Regions from separate parts of the Homo sapiens genome. Here region 2 is linked to region 1. Evidence: read pairs that join two places in POLR2A ChIA-PET (ENCODE). Cell type or tissue: B cell. All regions are shown on one strand. Links, peaks and the distances in the headings refer to the core of each region. The heading gives the core; the rest is flanking DNA. Region 1 overlaps ARID3A (AT-rich interaction domain 3A). Region 2 overlaps ARHGAP45 (Rho GTPase activating protein 45).

Region 1 (15,499 bases), core at 6,481-11,480:
CTCCCGGGGCTGTCCTGAGGGTCGGACGGGAGCGCATTTGTTCCGAGAACTGGCTCTGCTTTGCAGGTGAGGAAACTGAGACACAGCGGCGAGTGCGGGACCAGAGCCTGGGGGCTGCTGGGGACTTGGCCCAGAGCCCCGCCCTGCTTCCCATCCCGGTCCTCCTGTCTCCTGCTGGCTTCCCCGCACCTGGAGCCTGGAGTCTCAGCCTCCAGCTATGAAATGAGCCACCGACCGCCTCTGCCTGCCAGGGTGGTGGCTGGGGAGGAAGAAGATCACCAGGCCCCGGAACGTCTTCCAGAGGGGAAAGAGGCTCCGTCTGGGGTACAAGGAGCCAGGAGGTCCCCCAGCGCCCCCCCCCACCCACAGGTTCGGGCGGGCAGGGTGGGGGAAAGCCGGCAGGGATAATTAGAAAGCGGAGTTCAGGCGGGGGCCAATTTGCCGAGGAGGAGCTGCGACAAATACCAGGCTGCCAATTAAGCTCGGGGGAATGTGGCTGGCTGGGCAGTGGGGAGCCTTGAAACCACCAATTAGGCCTCAGCTGGGATGATCGGTCATTAGGGCCCAGAAGGAGACCCACGCCCAGCCCCTGCTGCTGCGGGGACATCCCAGGTGCTGGGGAGGCCGGCCAAAGGCCCCATCACCCTGCAGCCGTCCTGCCCCTCTCTGGGCCTCAGTTTCCCCGTCTGTGTATTGGAGGCCCAGTGAGGCCTTCCGGGAAGGGGCTGGGGGGGCAGCCAGGAGTCCTGACCTCTGCCCTGGGTGGTCGAGGCTGCCCGAGGTCCAGCTGCCTGGTCTTTGTCTCCGCCCCAACCCGGCCAGCGCCAGACTGGCCAGCCTGCATTCCTGCGCTGATTTATGGTGGCCGGGGAGGCCCTTTCCCCTTCAGCTGCCTGAGGGGTGTGGGGCCCTCAGGTAGACCCGGCTGGCCGGGCCGGTGGGTCCCATGAGCACAGGCACGCACACATGGCCACACGCCCGGCCTCGTCCTCTGACCCCGGCCCGGCTGCCGCCCCCTCCCCTCCACGTTCTTCCTCCGAGACCCCGTCCATCACCGAGTCACGGATCTAGGAGTGTATCTGGGGTTTAGTCTGTTTTGTTCCCAGAGTCTGGAATCAGCCGAGCACACAGCAGTTGCCTAATAAATGCTCGTTACTTGAACCTTGATTTTCTCAGCTGCAAAAGTGAGCCGGGCAGGGCGGAGAGGGGGACAGGGCGGAGAGGGGGACAGGACGAGCTTGCCAGGGAAACGCCTGAGGCAGCAGGTACTGGAATGGGGAGGACTTCACCGCTGGGGCTGTCCTGGGGTGAACGCCATCCCCCACCCAAATTCACATCGGCCCAGAACCTCAGAACGAGACGTTATTTGGAAAAAGGGCCTTTGCAGACGTGATCAAATTGAGAAAAAGTCACAGTGAAGGCCGGTGGGCACTGGAGACGGTCGCACAGAGACAGAGGCCGGCCACATGTCAAGGGACTCCTGGAGCCCCCAGGAGCTGGGAGAGGCGGAAGGCTCCTCCTGCAGCCCCTGGAGGGAGCGCAGCCCTGCGGACGCCTCGATTTTGGACTCTGGGCTCCAGGACGGAGGGAGAACAGGTTTCGTTTGTTTTACGCCCGCGGTTTGAGGTCCTTCGTTACGCAGCCCCCCGGCTAAGAACCGCACGTAGAGGCCAGCACACCTTGGGCCCTTCCAGGGCGAGCGGAAGGTCCTCTCCTCTGAGATTCTGACCCGGTATTACGGGGTCTACCCTGCCTGGACCCCCCCTTCCCTGGCACAGCCCCTACAAGAAACCTCACCGCACCTCCTGCCTCAGTTTCCCCATCTCTCAAATAGAGTGTGTGAGAAAACACAGCAGCTTTACCCCAAGCACCTGGCGCCCCAGCTACCCTCACATCCCGGATGGGGAAACCGAGGCGCCAGGCAGCAATCAGCTGCCCCATGTACAGCCAGCCAAGGTTGGGGTTGGAGAGGGGAGCCATTAACTCCCAGGCCAAATGGTGGGCGAACTGGGCCGGTGGCGAGGCACGGTCAGACCCCTGTGGGGCCGGGGCACTGATGCGTGGCAGTAAAGGGAGGACCTGCGGGGGCCCCAGCTGCTGGCGGGGGAGGCGGCTCTAATGGCCGTTGCTGTGGGCAGCCAGCAACAAAGCCAGCAGTAAAGGCCGCCTGGGCTTTATGGGTCTCTGGCCCCCGGTTCCGCTCCCCTGTGGGGGGCGCCCCGCCCTGGCCAGCTGGCCGAGGCCCCAGGGATGGGAAAGCAGGGGACGGTGTCCAGGCTGCCCATGGCGGTGTCCAGGCCCCCCTTGTGGGCCAGATCCCGGGTTGAACTGCTGGGCCACAGCACACCCCATGGCAAACCCAGGCCTTGGTTCTCACCTGGGTTCTGTGGCCGAAACCCTGCCCCTCTGAAACGTCAACCAGAAAGCTCTGAAATCAGCCGCCCACCACACACCCACAGGAGCCCTAAACCCAGGCTGGAGATTGGGCAAAATCTCCGGAAACTCCCTCCCCAGGGGCTGAGGGCCGAGATAAGCGGCCCGCACTCCCCTCCACGCCGCCTGACCTCCCTGGGGCCTGCTCTGATCACGGGAGGGGTCGGGTGTGAAGTTCTGAAGGTGCCCCTCCGCTGAGACCCCCACCGCCCCCCATCAGCCCCGAGCGGCCGCCTTCGCCCCGGCTGTTCCTCCCGTCTGCGAGGCCTTCTCAGCCCCTTCCCTTCGTCTGGGTCCCCTGTGGTCATTCCCTCCCTGGAGGGGAGCCCCCCGTCCTCCCAGGACCGATATCACCTCCGCAGATGCTCTGCTCCCACCCACCTTTACCGACCACCGGCCTCACGGGGTTTCTGGCTCACGGCCCCCCTTGGACCCCCAGCCCTCGCATGGCCCCAGCTGTGTGGATTCACGCATTTGTCTCTCGTCTGTCTGCCCTGGAACATGCGGAATTCTTATCTTGTTGCCAGCATCCAAAATCGGGCACACAGCAGTTGCCTAATAAATGCATGTTAAATGAACTTGCTTTCTCAGTGCGATGCCAAGAAAATGCGGGGCCACAGGGCAGGCCTGGGGGTCTTTCCCTGAGGGGGTCCCCTCCCCTCTGTCCACTTCCTGCTGTGGGGGATGGAAGGTGTGGACCCCTAATTACCAAGGCTGGGCCCATCGTCTCCCCTTCCCAGCACCACCTGCTTCGGAGAAGGGGAAACCGAGGCACAGAGCGCGTGGAGCCAAGCCACCTCCAGGTCCCCCGGCCGCCCCTCCTGCCAGACCCTTCCCCACTCAGCAGTTGGGTGGGGTGGGGGGTTTTTCACAGACATCTGAGCATGACCCTCCCTCGGCCACAGCCTCCCAGGGCCCCCCAGCACCCTCCTGGCCCCTCCCTGCCCTCTCCTGCTCCCTCCGCCCCGGCCTTGAGCTGCCCTATTTAGGGACAGGGTCTCGCTCTGTCACTCAGGCTGGAGTGCAGTGGTGAGACCCTAGCTCACTGCAGCCTCCACCTCCCACCTCGGTCTCCTGAGCCAATGAGACCACAGGCAGGCACCACCACGCTCGGCTAATTTTTGTATTTCTATAGAGACAAGGTCTTGCTATATTGCTCAGGCTGGTCTCAAACTCCTGGCCTTAAGTGATCCTCCTGCCTCAGCCTCCCACAGCGCTGGGATTACAGGCAGGAGCCCCCAGACCCAGCCTTGGCGTCTTTCTATGTAAAACGCACAGGCCCCCACCCCAGGGCCTCCGCGGCGCTGTTCCTTCTGCCTGGAATGCAGCTCCCGGGTCCCCGCTCGGCTCCTGCCTTCCCGCCCAAACGTCGCCTTCTGACAGAGCCCCCTCCACAGCCCCCCTCAGCCTCTGACCCCTTCATTCCTCTTTGGTTTTCTTCCCAGAAGGTTGCACGCCCGAGCCCCGTTACACGGATCTGCAAGACACACTCCGTGGCTCTGGGGATGGAGGGAAGACGCTGTGGCCCCCGACCCTGACACTCCCCCGGCTCTGCACGGGGGGGGGTGTGGGAGGCCTGGGGGGGTGGGAGGTGCCGCCCCCACCTGATGAGGACCGGGCCCCTCTGGAGGGGGCACCTGTGAGGAGAGAGGGTGGCGGGGCTCGGGTGGTGGCGCCGGTGGGGGAGGGGAGGAAAAAGTGAGATAACCGCCACCCCCCAGCCCTGGAAGGGCAAACAGGAAATTCTTGTTTGTGGCGAAACGTTGATGATTTTCTCCACCCCACCTCCCAGAGAAACGACAGCTCCGAGGGGGTCAGTGGAGTCTGCTGGCGGACAGGGTGCAAGATAAGTCCCAGGGCCACCTGGGAGTGGGGAGGGGGTTCCCCGGCTGCCCGGACCACCCCTAGAACCAGGGAGTTCAGCCCCGGCTCAGGACTCCCCTCCCCAGCCCACCGGCTCTGGGAGGTGGGAGGAAGGTCAGAAAAAGACCCCAGAGGTTTGCAGAAAATCCAAGGAAAGGGTTGGCCAGGACAGAAGAGGGTGGCCGGGGCCAGCACATGCGGCCCCTCCCCCAGCAGTGCCCAAGGTCACAGGTGGGCAGTGCCCAAGGTCACAGGGGGGCTATGGTTTCCCCACTCAGTCCCCAGGCAGGCCCCACCTGGGCACTCCCACCAGGTCCCAGCAGCTGCGGGGGGCCCAGGGCGGTGTCCTTGGGCCCAGAGGCCCAGGCTGTAAAGAAACCGCCTGTCTGCAGGGCCCCCTGGGAGAACCTTTGCCCCCCAGGCCCCCTCCAGTCTCCCAGGAGGCTCCAAAGTCCATGAGGCCCCACCTGGGGATGAGGCCACGGCAGGGGTGGGAGGGGTGCAGGAGCTGGGAGGCACCTGGTCAGCTGCAGCCCTTCAGACGCTCTCTTTGGCCACAGAATTCAGGGAAATCCAAGAAAGAATCCAAGTGTCTAGCGTTTGGGGACTGCCGAGCCCTGAGCCTCCAGGAGGGTTGGCCTGACTGAGCCTCCAGGAGGGTTGGCCCGAGACTTGGCAGAGAGATGTCAGAAGAAGAGAAATTTTCTTTCCTTTTTTTTTTTTTTTTTTTTTTTTTTGAGACAGGGTCTCGCTCTGTGGCCCAGGCTGGAGTGCACTGGCACGATCACAGCTCACTGCAGCCTCAGCCTCTCAGGCTCAAGTGATCCTCCTGCCTCAGCCTCTGGAGTAGTTGGGACCCCAGGCACACACCACCATGCCCAGTTTTAACTTTTTTTTGTAGAGATGGGGTCTTGCTATGTTGCCCAGGCTGGGTACAAACTCCTGGGCTCAAGTGATCCTCCCTCCTCGGCCTCCCAGAGTGCTGGGATTCTGGGCATGAACCACCACGCCCAGCCTGAGACACTTTGTTTTTGTTTTGAGACCGAGTCTCGCTCTGTCGCTCAGGCTGGAGTACAGTGGTGTGACCTCAGCTCACTGCAACCTCCGCCTCCCGGGTTCAAACGATTCTCCTGCCCCAGCCTCCCAAGTAGGTGGGATTACCGGCACGTGCCACCACACCTGGCTAATTTTTTTTTTAAATTTTTTGCAGAGACGGGGTTTCACCATGTTGGCCAAGCTGGTCTTGAACTCCTGACCTCAGGCCATCCTCCCGCCTCTGCCTCTCGAAGTGCTGGGATTCTGGGTATGAGCCACTGTGCCCAGCCTGAGAAATGTTCTAAAAGGCACGTTTTTGCACTGTCCAATATGGCTTCTGGGAAACTGAAGAAGTATGTTTTCCTCTAAGGCCAGATATAGGTCTGCGGATGCTCAGAAGCAGCAGCAATAGATCTGAGTCAGCAGCCGCCCCCTCCGGGCAGCAGCCTGAGCCTCCCAGGCGCCCACGCACCCAGCGGGGCTGAAGGGTCAGAGGGAAAAAGAGAATTCATCCAACAGCCAGGCCCACCCAGACCAGCCGGGGAACTCTGAGGTTTGGTTCTTTAGTCTACGTTGTTTTTTTTCCTTTTTTTGAGACAGGGTCTTACTCTGTCGCCCAGGCTGGAGTGCAGTGATGCAGTCATAGCTCACTGCAGCCTCCTGGGCTCAAGTGATCCTCCCACCTCAGCCTCCCGATTAGGTGGGACCACAGGCACCTGCCACCACTCCTGGCTAATTTTTGTATTTTTAGTAGAGATGGGGTTTCACACCATGTTGGCCAGGCTGGTCTTGAACTCCTGACCTTGTGATCCGCCCGCCTCGGCCTCCCAAAGTGCTGGGATTACAGGCATGAGCCACCGCGCCTGGCCTTAAAAGATCTTATAAAAGGCTGGGTGTGGTGGCTCACGCCTGTAATCCCAGCACGTTGGGAGGCCAAGGCAGAAGGATCACTTGAGCCCAGGAGTTTGAGATCAGCCTCAGCAACACAGCGAGACCCCGTCTCTTCTTTAAGAAAGAATCCTGGCCGGGCATAGTGGCTCACGCCTGTAATCCCAGCACTTAGGGAGGCTGAGGCGGGCGGATCACCTGAGGTCAGGAGTTTGAGACCAGCCTGACCAACATGGAGAAACCCCATCTCTATCAAAAATACAAAATAGGCCAGGCGTGGTGGTGCATGCCCGTAACCCCAGCTACTCAAGAGGCTGAGGCAGGAGAATAGTTTGAACCCGGGAGGCAGAGGTTGTGGTGAGCTGAGATCGTGCCATTGCACTCCAGCCTGGGAAACAAGAGTGAAACTCCACCTCAAAAAAAAAACAAAATAAAGAACTAATTCACTGTGACTCCTACAACCAAAGTTAAACTGAAAGAGCTGCTTTTTATCTCCCAAATCCCCATGAAGCAGCCAGGATGGTAAATGAGATGCCCTCTCCTTCCAGCAGCCTCCAAGGTCGGAGGGACCAAGGGGCTTGGAAGTCAAGACCAAGATCAAACCAGGTCTCTCCCCTGCTCCACGGTCAACCGTGGCTCCCTACTGCTCCCAGAAGAAAGCCCAACTCCCTGCCTGCCTGCCGGTCCCCACGCGCGCCTCCACATGGCTACAGCCATCTGTACACACCTGGCTGCTCCCCCTGAACCCCTCTTTCCCTGAGTGGGCCCCTCTCACTCCTGCAGCAGCAGGCGGCCTGTGCTAACCCTCAGCACCTTCCCGGGCTCAGGCTGGGTGCTCATCCATTCACTCTGGGGACGGCCTCATCCATCCATTCCCTCTGGGGACGGCCTCATCCATCCGTTCCCTCTGGGGACGGCCTCATCCATCCGTTCCCTCTGGGGACGGCCTCATCCATCCGTTCCCTCTGGGGACGGCCTCATCCATCCGTTCCCTCTGGGGACGGCCTCATCCATCCGTTCCCTCTGGGGACGGCCTCATCCATCCGTTCCCTCTGGGGACGGCCTCATCCATCCGTTCACTCTGGGGACGGCCTCATCCATCCGTTCACTCTGGGGACGGCCTCATCCATCCGTTCACTCTGGGGACGGCCTCATCCATCCGTTCACTCTGGGGACGGCCTCATCCATCCGTTCACTCTGGGGACGGCCTCATCCATCCGTTCACTCTGGGGACGGCCTCTTTGCATCTTTCCTGCCTACCTCCCACCCATCAAGGCAAAATCTAGCCCAGATGCGGTGACTCACACCTGTCATCCCAGCACTTTGGGAGGCCGAGGTGGGCAGATCACCTGAGGTCAGGAGTCCCAGCCTGGCCAACATGGAGAAACCCCGTCTCTACTAAAAATACAAAAATTAGCCGGGCGTGGTGGTGAACCCCTGTAATTCCAGCTACTCAGGAGGCTGAGGTGGGAGAATCACTTGAACCTGAGAGGCAGAGATTGCGTGAGCTCAGATCGCACCACTGCACTCCAGCCTGGGCGACAGAGCGAGACTCCATCTCAAAAAAAAAAAAAAAAAAGACAGAATCAGGGTCTGTGGGGCACAGTGGCGGGAATCCAGCAGGCATCCACTGGAGGGAGGGGAAAGGCCAGGGGCGGCGGCTCCTGCCTATAATCCCAGCACTTTGGGAGGCCGAGGCAGGAGGATGGCTTGAGGCCAGGAGTTGGAGGAAGAAGGAAAAGAAAGAGGCCGTAAGAAGCTTTCCTTCCTCCAATGCTGGTGTCCCCTTTCCGGCCCCTCTCTGAAGCCCCACTCCTGGCAGCTCCCATCCACTGACAGCACCCCCAGCCCCCCACCCCCTCCCGGAGGCCTGATGATCCTGCTATCTGGCACGGCGGAGGCCCGGGGCAGAGGCTGAGATGACTCAGCACCTGCGGCTGCTGCTCCCCAGGTGGGCAGGGTCCCTGGGGGCCTTGGCACCTCCCCCTCCACACAGGCACCCACGCCGCCGCTGGGAGGGGTGGGCAGGGCGGGACCCAGCACTGCCTCCCCACACCCCTGGGGCCCTGCTCTGCATTTGGGGAACTGAGGCAGGGAGGGGTCCACACCTCTCTGGTAACCAGGTTTGCAGAGTACCAGCAACCTGCAAAGCCCTTCACTTGTCCACAGTCCGGAGAGGCGGGAAGGAGGCGGCCAGAGTGCACCCCCGCAGCCACATCACTGCTGTAGACTCCAGGATGGCCACGCGCGGTGGCTCATGCCTGTAATCCCATAATCCCAGTACTTTGGGAGGCCGAGGCGGGCGGATCACCTGAGGTCAGGAGTTTGAGACCAGCCCGGCCAACATGGCAAAACCCTGTCTCTACTAAAATACAAAAATTAGCCGGGCGTGGTGGCGCACGCCTGTAGTCCCAGCTACTCGGGAGGCTGAGGCAGGAGAATCACTTGAATCCGGGAGGCGGAGGTTGCAGTGAGCTGAGATCGTGCCACTGCACTCCAGCCTGGGCGACAGAGTGAAACTTTGTCTCAAAAAAAAAAAAAAAAAAAAAAAAAGACTCCAGGCCTCATCCCTCGTCCCCTCCCCACAGAGTCCAGAGGCCAGGAATGAACAGCTGGACAGATGAGGCAGGAATGAAGAAGGAATGAAGACGGAGCAGAGCCTGGGGCTGCAGGCGGGAGGAGGGCACGGGGGGCAGGAGGACCTGGAGGACCTGGAGTCTCGCGCCCCAGTCTGCCCATTCTCCGGGCCTCAGTTTACCCATGGTGGGGGTGGGGCCGAAGCCATCAAGAAGCGGAAGCTGGCGCTGTGGCCCCGCAGGACCGCGGCCCCGGGAGGCCGGGGGATTTTGAATCTCGCTGTTTTTCCCGTCCCGGAAACTCCCAGGACTGACAGAGGCAGCAGAGCTGAGCGTGGACCACAGGGCCAGCCACACGGGGCTGTCAGTCCACAGCGTTTCTGCCAGGACAGGGCACTCTGCAGCCATTATTGAGCACCTCCTGTGTGTCCTGGACTATCTTGTATGCTGGGGAGATGCAGTGTCCAAAAAGGGCCCGGACTTCCCGGTTCAGGGAGCAGGAGGAAGAGGTCAGCTGGGGCGGGTGGGCTGTGAAGGGAAACACCAGGGGACAGGCGGCCCCGACCGACCTGGACTGATGGGTCGGGGGAGGGCAGGGTCACCCACACCCAGCAGGCGCTTACTTAGCTAGCGTCTGCTGTGTGACCTCAGGCCCTTCCCCGCCCTCTCTGGGCTCTGCCTGGCCATGGGTTGCTCCTCGTGCACCTGACCAGCCGGGGGGCTCCCCCGCCTGCCTAAGCCACGAGGTCCTTTCAATTCCCGTCAGCACAGCCAGGCCTCGGCGGATGCAGATGCTGAGAGCCCCGCCGGGCGTGGGGAAATTGGGGAAGTGATTCTGGGCAGGGCCGAACATCTGCCGGCTCCACTCCCCCGGCCCTGATGGGCCCCGAGTCCCCTCTCTGGAAATACACAGCGCCGCACCCACGGGGCGGATATTAATAACACTCTCCAGAAATGACAATGAAGCGCGGCCCGGGAAGCTGGCGTGGTGAAGGTGCTTCTCTGTGGATTTCCAGATCACGAGATTCCGGGGGAGCTTGCTGACGCCAGACCCTCCTCATTCTCCCGTGACGGGCCCTTCGTGCGATCGCCACCCTGGCACCTCGGTCTTCTCATCTGTGAAACGGTCCCGGGGCATCTGGGTGGGGGCTGAGACATGGATGGGGGAGTCCCTTGCTCAGGGAGGAGACGCTGACCGGCCGCCAGCCCGTTTCACAGTTGGGGAAACTGAGGCCCACGAGTCCAGGACGGCAGCGACAGGCCTGGTGCTGAGATGTGGCCGGGGTGGGATCAGCTGACAGGCACTTCCAGAAAGTTGGTGCAGAGGAGGCAGGAGGCAGCCCCATGGCGGCGAGATATGACGTGGAAATCTGGGGCCCGCAGTCCCTAATAGAGTCTCCGCCGAGGGCACTGGCCTTAAGCAGCCCCTCTATCTGCCAGGAAACCCGTTTCACAGATGCAGACACAGACACAGATCTGGGCTGACGGCAGGGGGTGCCCCAGGCCACACACAGACACACCCCACCCCACGGTGCCCAGCAATGGGGGGCACCCAGCAAACATTTCAATGCAGAATCTCAGTGTGGGCTGGGCACAGTGGCTCCCACCTTTGATCCCAGCACTGTGGGAGGCCGAGGTGGGCAGACTGCTCGAGCCCAGGAGTTTGAGACCCGCCTGGGCAATATGACAAAACCCTGTTTTTACAAAAAAAAAAAAAAAAATTAGCCAGGCATAGTGGCGCACCTGTAATCCCAGCTACTCAGGGGGCTGAGGCAGGAGGATCACGTGAGCCCAGGAGCTCGAGGCTGCAGTGAGCCGAGATGACATCACTGCACTCCAGCCTGGGCAACAGAGGGAGACCCTGTCACACACACACACACACAAACAAACAAACAGAATTTTAGTTTTGAAGCCTTTGGGATTAAAGAAAGAAAACATTAGCCGGGGACGGTGGCTCACGCCTGTAATCCCAGCACTTTGGGAGGCCGAGGCAGGCGGATCACTTGAGGTCAGGAGCTTGAGACCAGCCTGGCCAACATGGTGAAACCCCATCTCTACTAAAAATACAAAAATTAGCCGGGCATGGTGGCGGGCGCCTGTAGTCCCAGCTACTCGGGAGGCTGAGGCAGGAAAATGGCGTGAACCCGGGAGGCGGAGCTTGCAGTGAGCCAAGACCGCGACACCGCACTCTAGCCTGGGAGACAGTGAGACTCCGTCTCAAAAAAAAAAAAAAAAAAAAAGATTCAAAAAATTAGCCGGGCGTGGTGGTGCACGCTTGTAATCCCAGCTACTCGGGAGGCTAAGGCAGGAGAATCGCTTGAACCCGGGAGGCGGAGCTTGCAGTGAGCCAAGATCGCACCACTGCACTCCAGCCTGGGTGACAAAGCAAGACTCTGTCTCATAAATAAATACATAAATAAATAAATAAAAAGGAAAAAGTAAAAGTAAAAAAAACAAAAAAATAAAAATGAAATACCCAGTGTTCTCCTCCCCCAGGCAGTGACGAACCTGCCACTCCACGCGGCCGGGGCGTTCTGTACAGGGTCCCCGCCCCCCAGACCGGCCAGCCCACCCACAATACGCCCTCATGCTCCCACCTGGACGCCGGGCCCCTGCCTCCGCGAGCCTCATTTTTCCCTGCTGAGAAATGGGCTCGGAGTAACCGCAGGGTCCAAGCACTTTGCCCAGAGCTGGGCACTCAGCAATTAACTCCGTCCTGGGGTTCCCTGCAGACGGGACCTGGACGGTCCCAGAAAGCCTCAGAAGTGTCATGCCCAGCAGGAGTGTCCATTTGGAAAGAGGCACCTGGTGGGAGACTGCGGTCCCATCACTCCCAGCCCAGGTTCTCTGAACAGAAACGCAGCCCAGCACCAGCAGCAGGAGCCGGGCAGTGCAAGGGGCCAGAACACGCCTGCCCCGGCCATGTCGACGCCGTCCCCACAATGGGACACGGGCCTGCCTGGAGTCCGGGCCCAAAGACGGCTGCAGGAAGGAAGGGGCTGCTTCCACCTCCCACCCTAGAGTCAAGAGGAAGGGCCCTCCCTGGTGGGCTCAGGGTCCGGGGTCCCTTGGGGTACACCTGGCCGGAGCTTCTGCCAGACCCCAGGCTGAGGGCAGGACAGGAACTGCCCCTACCATGGGCAGCAGCCTCGGAGGAGTCACTCAAGGCTCTGCCCGCTCCAGGGACACCCCACCATCCCACCCGCTGCAGGGAGCAGACGGAGGTGGGCTGGGGCCGCCCTGGACACCTCCCCGCTAGGGAGCAGACGGAGGTGGGCTGGGTCAGGCAGCAGGGGCCATGCCACACGCCGTCCCCTCTCTACAGGAGTTACAGGAGAAACCTGGTGAACCGTAAAGGCCAAGGATGAAAACAAAGTCACAAGAGCTGCACTCCTTCTGATACCATCCCCGTCTTACGGGCGGGGAAACTGAGGCCGAGAGGAGGAGGTCACAGGCACCAGGCCCAGGTCGGGCAGAGCTGGGATCTCTGCATGTTGGTGTGCCCAGGCTCTCTCCCCCCAGGTGGCATTAAAGCAATGAATAACCACAGAGGTGATCTGTCTAGTTCTTCCCCAAGAACCAGGTCCAAGGGCCCCCACGAGATGGGCATGTGGCCAACTGAGGGGTGGGGGCAGTGGCTGGGCAGGGCGCCAGCTAGGGCAGAGACGCCCAGCCACTCCCGGAAAAATGGCCGTCAGGGAAGAATTACAGGGCGACGTGGTGGAAGGGACGGGGCGGGTGGCAGAGACAGGGAGAGGGGAGAGGAGAAAGAAGAGATGGAGACAGAGAGCGACCGCAGGACCCAGGGACATCCCGGCTCCCCTAAGAGCTCAGGAGTTCAGCCTGGGCAACGCAGCAAGACCCTGTCTCCAAAAAATAAAATGAAGTTAGCCGGGTGTGGTGGCGAGTGTCTGTGGTCCCAGCTACTCAGGAGGCTGACACGGGAAGATCACCGGAGCCCGGGAGGTCGAGGCTGCAGTGAGCTATGACTGCACCGCGGCACTCCAGCCTGGGTGACAGCACGAGACCCTGTCTCAAAATCCACCCCCGAAAACCAGACAATGAAGGAGGTTCAGCCAGGCTGGCAGTCGGGCCCTCCCAGGGCCGGGGTCGGGGGTCCTGGGTGGGGGACGCTCACTTGCCCGGAAGACCCACATTTGTAGCAGTGAGCGTGGTGCCCCTGAGATGGGTCAAGGTTTGGGGGCATCGACCGAAGCAACGGGGCTGAGGCCGTGGCAGACACAAACCATGGCCGTGTGGGACCGCCCCCACCGACACTCCTACCCAGACAGGCCTCCGTGCAGCCACACAGCCAGACACTCCCACGCAGACACACACACACACACACACACACCCCCTGGACGCGCCCCTGCAGCCAGACACACGGGGAGCAGACACGCCTGGGAGATAACGGCGAGACAGGCCCGCCCTCCACCGCGCTGCCGACGTCAGGACTCCAGTGCCGGCGGCAGGAGCTTCTGCTTCATGCACGGCTGTGTCCCCAGTACGCAGGCAGGCTGGCATACAGCAGGTGCCCCGTAAGTGCCCATGAGAGGGTCAGGCTGGCATACAGCAGGTACCCTGTAGGTGCCCATGAGAGGGTCGGGCTGGCATACAGATGCCCCGTAAGTGCCCATGAGAGGGTCAGGCTGGCATACAACAGGTGCCCCATAAGTGCCCATGAGAGGGTCGGGCTGGCATACAGCAGGTGCCCCGTAAGTGCCCATGAGAGGGTCGGGCTGGCATACAGCAGGTGCCCCGTAAGTGCCCATGAGAGGGTCGGGCTGGCATACAGCAGGTGCTCCGTAAGTGCCCATGAAAGGGTCGGGCTCAGACACATGTGTGCCCAGGGAGGCACAGCCTGGTGTTTCTGCCCTAACCTTGCCCAGGGCACGGTGCCACGTCAGCAGAGGTTTCTTCTCTCCACAAGTCTGACATCAGCGTGTCACTGGGGCTCCAGGGGAGGGTCCTTCCCTCCTCTCCCAGCTTCTGGGGGCTCCAGGTGTCCTTGGCTTGTGGCCACATCGCTCCAGCCTCTGCCTCTGTCTCCACACAGCTATCTCCCTACGTGTCCGTGTCCAAATTTCTCTTTTTTCTTTTCTTTTTTTTTTTGAGACAGAGTCTCGCTCTGTCACCCAGGCTGGAGTGTAGTGGTGCGATCTCAGCTCACTGCAGCCTCCGCCTCCTGGGTTCAAACAATTCTCCTGCCTCAGCTTCCCAAGTAGCTGGGATTACAGGCACCCGCCACCACGCCCGGCTAATTTTGTATTTTTAGTAGAGACGGGGTTTCACCATGTTGGTCAGGCTGGTCTCAAACTTCTGACCACAGGTGATCCGCCCTCCTCGGCCTCCCAAAGTGCTGGGATTACAGGCATGAGACACTGCGCGCCCGTCCTTTTTTTTTTTTTTTTCTTTTTTTGACACAGGGTCCTGCCCTGTCGCCCAGTCTGGAGTGCAGTCGTGCCACTATAGCTCACTACAGCCTCGACTTCCTGGGCTCAAGCAATCCTCCTGCCTTAGCCTCCAGAGTAGCTGGGACCACAGGCACGCACCACCACACCCAGCTAATTTGTGTAGAGACAGGGGTCTCACTCTGTTGCTGAGGCTGGTCTCAAGCTCCTGGGCTCAAGCGAAACTCCCGTCTTGGCCTTCCAAAGCGCGGGGATCACAGGTGTGACCTCCCCCTTAGAGGACAACCGACCGGCATGGGATTTGGGGCCACCGTACGCTGCAGGACCTCACTGAAACTAACATCTTCAGAGACCCTATTTCCAAATGCAGTCCCATCTTGAGGTTCTGGGTGGACGTGAGTTTTGGGCGATGCCATCCAATCCAGACGGGGCTCCTCCCGGAAGGCGGGTTCTTACTTGCTCTCACGTTCTCCGTCTCTGAGGGTGGCAGAGGAGGCTGCTGGGCATGGAATCTGGGCACTATGTCCAGCGTGGCTTCTGGACATGGGGCCTGGGTCCCCAGGGAGCTCACTTCCTGAGCCTGGCCAGAACCAGGGCCTGCGGGGCAGTGGGAGGGGCGGCCTCCACCTACTCCCTGCCCACCCACCTGTGCCCACGGACCCCCAGCCCAGCCCTGACCAAGGGGCAAGGCTGCATATCCCGGCGCTTGGGCCTTCAATGGCCAGATTAGTCAGCGTTTAACCCTGTGACCCCCAATTGTCCTCTGGCCATGTGCAGCCGGCAGAGCGGAGAAGAGGCGGTCCGCACCCGCCCCCCGTGTGCCACCCACCAGGTCGGCACCGCAGCGGCTCCCGGCCCGGCTCCCGGCGGCCAGTGGAGAGGACCTTGAGTCAAGCGTCCCTCGTGGGTGACGCCCCTGGGTGCCACCGCCGGGCAGCTGCGGGGGCCATGTCGCCACCGCCCCAGTCAGGATCGACAGTCAGGTAATTTGGGCCATCGAAGGGACCTGGACTTCAGCCCTTTGTGTCCAGCAGGGAAACTGAGGCAAGAGTGGACAGGGCTCTGCCGGCAGCTCCTCGGGGTCGGAGAGGGTGGGGGTGCACCCCCAGCGGCCCTGTCCATAGCTCGGTGGCCACTGGGGCTCCATCATCGGCTAGGCTGGCTCCAGAGCCCATGGCGGGCAGGGGAGGCGCTGATCTGTGCCCCGCGGCCGACGCGCGCTGCTGACCAAGACAGACAGCGCCACTCTCTAGCAGCCCCGGGGGTCTAATGGTTAATAGGCCCCACCGCGAC
Region 2 (10,490 bases), core at 3,458-8,457, 130 kb before region 1:
AGGACAAACGCCCCTGCCCTGCCAGAATCCGGCCCCCACAGCTCTCACGGCTGCTGCTCCTCTGGACTCCCCAAGGCAGGTGGCCTCCACCCACGTTCTCCCGTCCTGGGGTGAGGCTTCCTGTGGCCCAGCCCGCCCCATTCACCTGTGGATTTGTGCGAGATGCAGCCTCAGAAGGAACAAGGCCCCCAGAGGGAGGTCACCTGGGGGCAGCTGGTGCCGGGTCTTCACCCAGACCACGCTGGGTCCCCTCTGTTGGGGGTTTGGGGTCCGGGTCTCCCACCAGCCACTGCTTCCTCCTGGGCCCTCGGCCTTCCACCCCTCGTCTTCCCTCCCTCGGGGGCCCTGATGCGTGGCGGCCCCCGCCCGGCCTCGGCTCTTTACTCCATTCACAGCCATGCACGCGCTCAAGCCACCAGGGTGCGAGATGCCAGCTCTGGAGTTCTCGGTTGTTGTAGGAGGTTGGGTGTTTTCAAATGGTAAAGATGTTTTGAGCAAATAAATTTGCTTGATACAGAAACCAGGCCGACTAACAAGGTTTCCAGCAGGTGGCCTTGCCTCACCCCAAGCACACGAGGTCAGCCTGGCAGGTGTGCCCTCCTCGCGCTGGCTTCAGGGGTCAGTGTCTCCCCAGGCCCTCGCCCTGCCCTCCCACTTCGTGCTCCTGGGTAAGGCGTGAGCGTGTCTGTCTCTTCCCTTCCCGTGAGGGTGTGGAGTTGTTCTCTGGCTTGTGCAGCTGTGGTTTGCGGCCAGTTCCTCTTACAGACGTTTGGGATCTGGCTCTACTTCCCCGTTTGCTTACTGTCTGATTTCAGAAGGCCTCGCCTGCCCAAGTTTAACCTAGCCACGTGGTTCTCTCACAGTAGCTTTATTAAGATGTAATTCACCCTCGGGCGGTCGGTGGTCTGTAACGCGCCCACTGTTCTGTGCAGCAGGGTCCCCAGATCCCCAGGCCGCGGACTGTGTGTGTGATGGGGACAGTGCTTCCCCTTCTCTCCAAATGTACTTTTTTCAAAATTGTCTTGGCCAAAGCAAGCCAGACCCAAAGGGACAAACACTGATGTCACTCCTAGGAGGTCACTAGAGTCGTCAGAGACTGGAAGTAGGATGGGGGTTCCCGGGACTGGGGAGTTGGGTGGGGATGGGGGTTCCCAGGGCTGGGGAGGAGGGAGGGGACAGAGTGTGTCATGTGCACAGTTTTAGTTTGGGAAGATGAGAAAATTCTGGAGGTGGCCGGGCGCGGTGGCTCACGCCTGTAATCCCAGCACTTTGGGAGGCCGAGGTGGGCGGATCACCTGAGGTCGGGAGTTCGAGACCAGCCTGACCAACATGGCAAAATCCCATCACTGCAAAAAATACAAAAATTACCTGGGCGTGGTGGTGCATGCCTGTAATCCCAGCTACTTGGGAGCTAAGGCAGGAGAATCACTTGAACCCAGGAAGTGGAGGATCGCTTGAGCTCAGGAGTTAAAAGACCAGCCCGGGCAACACAGAGAAACCCCCCACCTCTACAAAAAACTTTAAGATTACCTGGGCACAGTGGCTCACACCTGTAATCCCAACACTTTGGGAGGCTGAGGCGGGAGGATCATTTGAGCCCAGGAGGCCGAGGCTGCAGTGAGCTACGATTGTGCTCCTGTACTCCAGCCTGGGCCACAGGGTCACACCCTGTCTCAAAAAAAAAAAAAAATGCAGTTCCACAGGCGCATGGGCCACGTTTCCAGTGCTTGGTGGCCATGTGGGGCTGACGTGCGAAACCTTAGAGCCGGGGGATACGTCCGTCATCGAGAACGTTTTCCTGGACTGCCCTGGGCTGCAGGTGGACGTGACGAGGTCATTCGATGCCTGACCGTCTGCACAGCCTGTGGTGAAGACCACCCGGGCTCCCACCTCGCGGGGCCCCGTGGCGGGGGGTTCCCTTCCTCACACATCCCTCCCCTAGGGGGAGGCCCAGGGCCACGCCACGGGGCTCTCTCTGTCCCCTCCCTGGCCCCTTCTTCTAAGCTTGCAGCTGCCACAGAAAATCTTCTAAGCTTGCAGCTGCCACAGAAAACACCCGATTAAAAACTTTTTATTTCAGCAAAATAAACGTGCCTGTGAAAGAACCACACGGTGGCTTCCGAGAGACCCCACTGTGTACCTGAGCCCCAGGTGGCCACACCTGGTGTTCTGGAAAAGGGAGTCCAGGGCCAGTATTCAGGCCCTGCTGTACTGCACCCTGGAAACTGCACCAAACCCCAGCTCCGCCCCCATCCACGGCTCCCAGAATGGTTTCTGGAGTCCCTGCAACAGACCTGTGAGGAGAGGGCAGGGCAGGGCCTGCCTCCTGCGTCCCCGTGATGACCTGGGGGATGCACTGGGCAGGGACAGCTTCCTCCATCCACACAGCCCTGTGGGCACCAACAAGGCCACTGTGACTTCACACGACAGCAGTGTTCCCCAGCTCAGCTGAGCCGGGGTGCAGGGGACAGCACAGGGCACAGTCCTGTGCCGCAAGGCCCTCGTGCTCCTGGAAGCCTCTGGGAGGAGGCGCCCGCTGGTGGGACGTCGAAGTCCAGGCGCTCTCGGCAGCGACCCCAGGACGGCGCACCTAAGCTATGCCGTGGTGCAGGGGACGTGCTGGAGGGACAGGAGCAGGCAAGAGAGAAGCCACCTGTGGTCCCAGCCCCACCCCAGCTCACACGAATTCCGGCTGCCTTTCCCTGCAGGAGCCCAGTGTCATCCGCCCGCCACGGAGCCTCATGGGGGGCAGTGGGGCCTGCAGCACGTTGTTGGACTGGTTGGTGTTGAATCCTGAGAGCTGCTGGGCCGGGCCGTCCTCGTCCCCGTCCCCGTCCTCCCGGGCTGTGGCCTCCAGCTGCTCCTCACTGCCGCTGTGGCTGCCAGAAGCCACCTCTAGGCTGGCCTCGCTCTGCTGCTGCTCCAGGAAGCTGAGGTGGCCCAGGGCACTGGCCTCCGATGAGGACAGCAGCTCGGAGGCCTCCTCTAGGTCCGAGTCCGAATCGTTGGACACAACTCGGGATTCTAAGAAAGGGAGACAGATGGCGGGGGGAGACAGACAGGAGAGATGGAGGAGAGACAAGGGGAGGGACAGACAGGAGAGATGGGGAGAGACAGGAGAGGGGGGAGAGAGATGGAGAGACAGGAGAGATGGGGAGAGACAGGAGAGATGGAGGAGAGACAAGGGGAGGGACAGACAGATGGAGAGACATGGCGGGGAGGAGGAGAGAGAGACAAGGGGAGAAACGGAAGGAGAGAGGTGTTGATAGGGTCTGGCTCTGTGTCCCCACCCAAACCTCATCTTGTAGCTCCCATAATTCCCACGTGTTGTGGGAGGGAGCTGGTGGAGGATGGTTGAATCCTGGAGGTGCGTCTTTCCTGGGCTGTTCTCATGATAGTACGTGGGTTTCACAAGATCTGATGGTCTAAAAACTGGAGTTTCCGGACACAAGCTCTCCCTTTGCCTGCCACCATCCATGCAAGATGTGACTTGCTCCTCTTTGCTTTCTGCCATGATTGTGAGGCCTCCCCAGCTACATGGAACTGTAACTCCATTAAACCTCTTTCTTTTGTAAATTGCCCAGTCTCAGGTATTTCTTTTTGAGACAGAGTCTCTCTCTCTTGCCCGGGCTGGAGTGCAGTGCCATGATCTTGGCTCAGTGCAACCTCTGCCTCCCCGGTTCAAGTGATTCTCCTGCTTCAGCCTCCTGAGTAGCTGGGATTACAGGTGCCCTCCACCACACCTGTCTAATTTTTGTATTTTTAGTAGAGATGGGATTTCACCATGTTGGTCAGGCTGGTCTTGAACTCCTAACCTCAAGTGATCTGCCTTGTCCTCCCAAAGTGCGAGGATTACAGGCGTGAGCCACCGTGCCCAGCCTCAGGTATTTATTTATCAGCAGTGTGAAGACAGACAACACAGGTGTCCCATAACTAGATGCGGCACTCGGCCAGCTGCCTCTGACAGGTGGTGCTGGCCCCACGTGGGTCAAACTCCCAGCCCCACGCCCTTCTCTAGAAAAACGGGCTCCTGCAGGAAAGGCACTTAGCCTGACCTGGTGCACCTGGAGCCTCACAAGGCATCAGCCCCACGTTCACGTTACTGGTTTCTGAGTGCGGGGTAGGCACCTCAAAAGGCACTGCCTTGCCTGTTTTTGCAGCCGGTTAAAGGACACTGAATGAGTAGCTCATAGGTGTGGTCTCCGTGGCAGACGAAATCCACAGAATGTGCAGCACCGTGGACCCTGCCACGTGTGTACAACTAGGTCATGGCACCTGCGCCCATGGGTGGCACACGCCAGCCTCCCTTGGGGCCGTTCGGGCAGCCACACACTCACCTCTGCACCCGTCCGCCGCCGCCTCCTGCAGCGGGTAGACCACCGCCTCGCCCGCCTCCAGGTACGGCACCTGGACGACTACCTCAGCTCGCTGGTTGGATGACTCGTCCTGCAAGTGCAGAACGGAAGTCATAGAGGGGCCGGGGCTCCATTTTCCATGTTATAAATTAACAAACCCACCCACACAGCCCGTAACAGCTACTGACACCCGCTGTTGCCCAGGCGGTCTGTCCTCAGCCAAGAGCAAACCCGAGAAACCGCAGCCCCTAAACACCCAGGGAAGATGGATTGAAAGAATACGAGACGCCGCGTGCAGTGGCTCACACCTGTAATCCCAGCACTTCAGGAGGCCAAGGGGGGTGCGGATCACTTGAGGTCAGCAGTTCGAGACCAGCCTGGCCAACAAAGTGAAACCCCATCTCTGTTAAAAATACAAAAATTAGCCGGGTGTGGTGGCCGGCGCCTGTAGTCCCAGCTACGCGGGAGACTGAGGCAGGAGAATCGCTTGAACCTGGGAAGCGGAGGTTGTGGTGGGCTGAGATCGCCCCATTGCACTTCAGCCTGGGCAGCAGGAGCGAAACTACAACTCCCAGAAAAGAAAATCTGAAGCGGGGAATTGACCTCGCGGCGGAGTGCAGTGGCAGCTCGGGCAGGCTGTGGACACCGGGCCAGCGTGGAGCTTGTGGCTGCAGGCAGCACCGGGATGGGAAACGGGGAAGGAAGCTGGGGGTGAAGGGTGAGGCCCAAGGCCAGCCCCAAGGGAGAGTGGAGGGGCGGCCGCAGAGCCTTTGCACCTCTGCCAGATTCAATGCAGACCTCGCTGAGTTTTTTGCATAAAAGACACAAAAAGACAGTGGCCTCCCGAACAGCCCTGTCCAAACCAAATTATCTCCCTGTGGTTCCTTGGGCTTCATCCGACAACGACTGTCCCCAGCAGCGCCCCCTGCTCCCCAAGCCCCGAGTGGCCAGCCCCGGTCAGGCCCACACCCTCACCTGGCCCCCGGGGGTCTCCTCCGGCTCCTCCTCGAAGACCAGGCCGTAGTGGACGATGAGAGTCTCGATGACGCGGGCCTGATGGGGATAATCCACCAGGGAGGAGAGGGACACGGTGGCCTCGGTGGGCCGTGGCCGAAGCAGCGTGGGCCCGAACACGATGCCCAGGTTCCCGGGGGTCATCTTGTTGTCCTGCTCCACCTCCACGATCCTGCGGGGTGGGCAGGGGCCAGGTGCTGAGCGGCTCCCGGGACCCCGCGCCCTCCACTCCATATGCCGGGACTCACCTGCGTAGGTGACGCAGCAGGTACTGCAGCGAGGCCCGGTTCTCAGGCGGCAGGTCCCGCAGGAGCTCCCGCAGCCGACCTGCCAGGGCCACCGCCACTGCCTCGCTCTCCGAGCCGTCCTGCCGGCCCCGGGACGCCGCCTTGGCCTCGGCCTCTGCCTTCAGGCTGTCCTTGGCCAGCCCTACGAGCTCGTGGTAGAGGCGGAAGGAGATGAGCGGCTCGGGAAGCTGCGCAGAGTCAAGGGTCAGCAGGTGTTGGTGGGCCTGGCCCAGCCCCCACGTGTGCCTGCCACGCCCCCAGCCTCAGCCCCACCCCCACAGAGCACTGGCCACACCCCACCGAGCTCGGGTTCCACCCAGAGCGGCGTCAGTCCCCTTTCCCAGCCCAGCGTGAGCCCTGCCCCTCCTACCCGGGCCACGCCCGCAGCTCCACTCCCTTTCTCGCTCTGGCCACGCGCGCCCCGCCCTGCAGGTACCCTAACGAGCTCCGGCTCCACTCAGCATAGTCTGACCCCTTCCCAACCACCTGCGAAGTGCTGGTCCCACTCCCATCCCAGCCCAGCTCCGCCCTTCCCCAGACATGACCACGCCCCTAGCCCCAGTCCCGCCCTTCCCCGGGGATGACCACGCCCCTGGCCCCAGCCTCGCCCCACCAAGCCCAGGCCCCACCGCCAGCCCCGCACTTGTCTAGCCTCAGCCCCGCCCCTAGCCTCATACGGGTCCCTGCCAAGCGCTGAACACGCCCATCTTGCTCTGGCCACGCCCCACCGAGCCCCGGCCCCGGCCCCGCCCCCGCACAGCGTCAGGTGTGCCTCTGCCGTGGCCACACCCCTGCCACGTGCTGACCAAGCCCCACCCCGCCCCTCCTGTCCCTGTCCGTGCCTCGGCGCAGAACTGGCCCCGCCTCGCTCCTACCGTGACCACGCCCCCAGCCTCAGCCCTGCCCTGCCAGGCACTGTCCCGCCCACCCTGTCCTCCCCAGGCCCCCGCTTGCGCCAGTCCTGCTCCAGCTCAGTCCTGCTCCAGCTCCCGGACCCCCACCCCGCCTCCTCCTGCCTGGCTACGCCCCTTCCAGGCTCTGCCTGGCCACCACCGGTGGGTCTCACCTGACGCAGGTAGAGCTTGAGGACGTTGCTGATGTCGTGGGGCGAGGCCTGCGACAGCTCGACCAGCTCCTTGCCGTTCTCGAAGGCCTGGCACAGCTTCTCCACGCGTGTCTTTACCCCATTGACCCGGTAGATGCCCTGCGGGAGCCCGGGGGTGGGGAGGCCCATCAGCCTCGGCCCACTCCCGCCTCCTCGCTGTGAGCCGCTTCCTCCCCCGCCTCACCTTGGTGCGCAGCGCCCGCCGCTCGATCTCGCAGACGCACTTCTTGACGATGAAGGGCACGCCGTCGGGGGCGCTGCGGGCCGCGTGGCTGAAGTCCTGGCCGAACAGCTGCAGGCGGCCTTGCAGCTTCTTGTGCCCGCACTGTATGGCCAGCGTCTCCAGACATTTCTTGTGGCAGGCCAGGCAGCACTGGGGGCGGCCAGAGTGAGTGAGCCCAGCCCCGGGGCGCCCAGCTCAGCGCAGCCCCCAGCGGCTCCACCCCACCTCCCCGGGGCGCTCACAGCCCCCACACGGCAGCTTCTGCAAACACAAGCTGGACAGTGGCTCGTGGCTTCCACCCCAGGGGTGATCCCGCCTGCCCTGTGGCCTCCTCTCCTTCCCGCCCCTTGGTTTTCTGGACACAGCTCCAGGGCCTTTGCCCTCCAGGTCTTCTGGCCACAGCCCCAGGACTCTTCACCCTCCAGGTCTGCCCCCTGCCTCGCTGCCTCAGAGAGCCAACCCTGCTCCCCAGAACTAAAAGAGCCCACCCCACCCCCTCCGTTCGCTTCCTTCCAAAGGCGTCCGACTGCTCCCTGCTCTGGGCCGGACATTCCTGAGGGCACACAGGCCGGCGGTGCTGGGCACCCCAAAGGCTCCCGAAGGCTCCCAGCTGTCCGTCGGGGCGTCCCACTCACCTCTTCACACTCAGCACCCTGGAAGTAGACGTAGCTGTTGCACTCGCGGCACTTGGCGGGCGTGCGGAGCTTCCGGAGCCGGTGAGTACGGGCCGCCTTGGACAGCCCCTCGTGGCGGAACGGTCCACTGGGCACGGCCACCGGCAGCTCGGGGGTCATGCCGTTGAGGTCAGCTGCGGGCAGCACAGGCAGCCGGTGTCACCAAGGCAGCTCAGGGCCAGGCCCATGGACTGTGTCCAAACCCCCCTCTCTCTCCAGCCCCGTCAGGGGACCCTCACCCTGCTCAAAGGCTGAAGCCCCGGCTCCACCGTCTGGGTCCACCAGCTCCTCCGTGGACGACATGGTACCACTGGATGACGTCCGCTCGAACTTCTTAAAGTCCCCTGGGCGGGAATCAGGACTGTTCAGACTCCCCCAGCCAGGGGGGCCCCCTCCATCACCCCGGTGGGTGATGAAACCCTGAGGCTCAGGAGAGGAGGCAGCTCCACACCCCAGCCCGCCAGAGAGCCTCCCTCACCTGCGCCAGGGCCGGGGTCCAGCCCACTGTCCGAGTCTGAGATCGAGAGCGGCCATGACTTGTGAACCTGGTGTCCTCGCCCGGCTGGAGAAAGAGGCGTCTCTGGTGAAGGGCCAGGGTGGGTCGCAGGGAGCCAGCGTCCGCCCCTGGGCCCCGCCGGACACTCACCCCTGTGGTCCTTGGCAGGTGTGCCCTCAGTGCACCCGCCTTCTTCTGGGGGGCTCCCGGCAGCCTCCGGCCGCGCCACATCACTCACGTTGAAGCTGCTCTTCCGGGCACGCATGACGGGGGACCTAGTGGAAGAAACCGGGAAAAGGAGGGGAGGTGATGGGGGGCAAGACAGCTTCATCTTCATGCCCCCGACAGAGGGAAGCCCGGCTCCCAGGCAGGGCCTTGTGCGCCGGGGACAGGGCAGCTGGGTGGCGGTACCAGGCGTTGGCGGAGACGTGGGGCTCAAAGTCGTAGTGCACATCGGGCTCCTGGTCCCGCTGCAGCTGGCGCACGTGGGAGGCGTACTGCTGGCCTGGGTCATACAGCTTGCTGCTCTCACACAGCATCTGGAAGTGCACGGGCAGCGGCGCCGTCTGCATATGCATCATCTGGTAGTAGGAGATCGTGGCCTGCGGGCGGCACCGGAGAGCGGAGGGGTCAGGAGGAGGCCGCCCGGTCCACCATCCCCGCCCGGGCGGCCGGAGCACCCCACGCACCGACTTGATGGTTTGGTCGCTCTGCCGGATGACCTCCTGGATCTGCCGCAGCGCCGTCACCTTGGTATCCTCCAGCTCCTGCTTCTGCGTCTTCGCGTCGGCCACGCAGGTGCGGTAGGTGGCCATAGCTTCCTCCGCCTGCGGTGGGGGCGGGGCGCACAGAGAGAGGCCTCAGCCCGGGGTGCAGGACTCAGACAGAAACCTCAGGGAGGCGGGGCTGACGCCTGTCATCCCAGCGCCTCGGGAGGCCACAGTGGGAGACTTGCTTGAGGCCAGGAGTTCGAGACCAGCCTGAGCAACATGGTGAGACCCTCCCCATCTTTTTTTTTTTTTTTTTGAGATGGAGTCTTGCTCTGTAGGCCAGGCTGGAGTGCAGTGGTACGATCTCAGCTCACTGCAACCTCCACCTACCGGGTTCAAGCAATTCTGCCTCAGCCTCCCAAGTAACGGATTACAGGTGCCCCCCACCCACCATACCCGGTTAATTTTTTGTAATTTTAGTAGAGATACAGGGGTTTCACCATGTTGCCCAGGCTGGTTTCGAACTCCTGGCCTCATATGATCTGCCCGTCTCAGCCTCCCAAAGGGCTGGGATTACAGGTGTGAGCCACCACACTCAGCCTGAGACCCCCATCTTTATAAAGAATTTTTTTTTTTTTTTGAGACAGAGTCTCGTTCTGTCGCCCAGGCTGGAGTGCAGTGGCGCGATCTCGGCTCACTGCAAGCTCCACCTCCCGGGTTCATGCCATTTTCCTGCCTCAGCCTCCCGAGTAGCTGGGACTACAGGCGCCCACCACTACGCCCAGCTAATTTTTTGTATTTTTAGTAGAGACGGGGTTTCACCCTGTTAGCCAGGATGGTCTTGATCTCCTGACCTTGTGATCCACCTGCCTCGGCCTCCCAAAGTGCTGGGATTACAGGCGTGAGCCACTGCGCCCGGCCAAGAATTTTTTTAAATTAGCTGGGTGTGGCGGCACACGCCTGTGGTCCCAGCTACTCTAGAGGCTGAGGCGAGAAGATTGCTTGAGCCCAGGAGGTAGAGGCTGCAGTGAGCCATGATCACGTCACTGCACTCCAGCCTGGGTGACAGAACAAGACACTGTCTCAAAAATAATAATAATTTAAAAATCGGGGCCGGGCGCGGTGGCTCATGCCTGTAATCCCAGCACTTTGGGAGGCCGAAGTGGGTGGATCATGAGGTCAGGAGTTTGAGACCAACCTGGCCAAGATGGTGAAACTCTGTGTCTACTAAAAATACAAAAAAATTAGCTGGGCTTGGTGGCAGGGTGGCTGAGGCAGAGAACTGTGTGAACCTGGGAGGCGGAGGTTGCAGTGAGATCTCACCACTGCACTCCAGCCTGGGCAACAGAATGAGACTCTGTCTCCAAAAAACAAATTGGCCGGGCGCAGTGGCTCATGCCTATAATCCCAGCACTTTGGGAGGCCGAGGTGGACGGATCACGAGGTCAGGAGATCGAGACCATCCTGGCTAACACAGTGAAACCCCGTCTCTACTAAAAATACAAAAAATTAGCCAGGCGTGGTGGCGGGCGCCTGTAGTCCCAGCTACTCGGGAGGCTGAGGCAGGAGAATGGCGTGAACCCGGGAGGCGGAGCTTGCAGTGAGCCGAGACTGTGCCACTGCACT

The links. ChIA-PET counts read pairs that join two places held together with the same protein. Peaks named below come from ENCODE experiments on the same cell type or tissue, not always from the same donor. Only the 100,000 strongest peaks of a DNase experiment are listed, where the experiment ranks them.
Region 2: POLR2A ChIA-PET joins it to region 1 with 7 read pairs; 2 of 35 experiments call an interaction of 5 or more read pairs at or near these places.

What each region holds. Positions count from the first base shown.
Region 1 is chr19:941,976-957,474 of GRCh38, reverse strand. The region is part of intron 3 of ARID3A (AT-rich interaction domain 3A); the gene reads right to left. Among named protein-coding and RNA genes, the nearest start is that of ARID3A, 24 kb to the right of the region's middle. RefSeq lists enhancers at 197-898, 1,601-2,302, 9,593-9,992, 10,073-10,132, 9,677-10,176 and 3 more and silencers at 2,052-2,311, 3,517-3,725, 8,029-8,408. In B cell, for the core only: a CTCF peak has its summit at 10,299 (motif pointing right); DNase peaks (open chromatin) are centred at 7,667, 8,084, 9,594 and 10,134; H3K4me3 peaks cover 1,039 bases; H3K27ac peaks cover 3,052 bases.
Region 2 is chr19:1,078,194-1,088,683 of GRCh38, reverse strand. ARHGAP45 (Rho GTPase activating protein 45) reads right to left here. Exons shown (of 23, transcript NM_012292.5): 12 at 8,844-8,981; 13 at 8,566-8,756; 14 at 8,305-8,429; 15 at 8,137-8,220; 16 at 7,898-8,002; 17 at 7,620-7,792; 18 at 6,946-7,134; 19 at 6,723-6,860; 20 at 5,618-5,844; 21 at 5,331-5,541; 22 at 4,338-4,446; 23 at 2,056-3,024. The coding sequence ends at 2,678. It overlaps POLR2E (RNA polymerase II, I and III subunit E), which reads left to right. Exons shown (of 8, transcript NM_002695.5): 8 at 1-2,110. Among named protein-coding and RNA genes, the nearest start is that of POLR2E, 12 kb to the left of the region's middle. RefSeq lists enhancers at 2,295-2,794, 5,784-5,953, 6,418-7,293, a cis regulatory region at 5,868 and a silencer at 6,128-6,617. In B cell, for the core only: no CTCF peak of the experiment used is centred there; a DNase peak (open chromatin) is centred at 6,373; H3K27ac peaks cover 1,970 bases.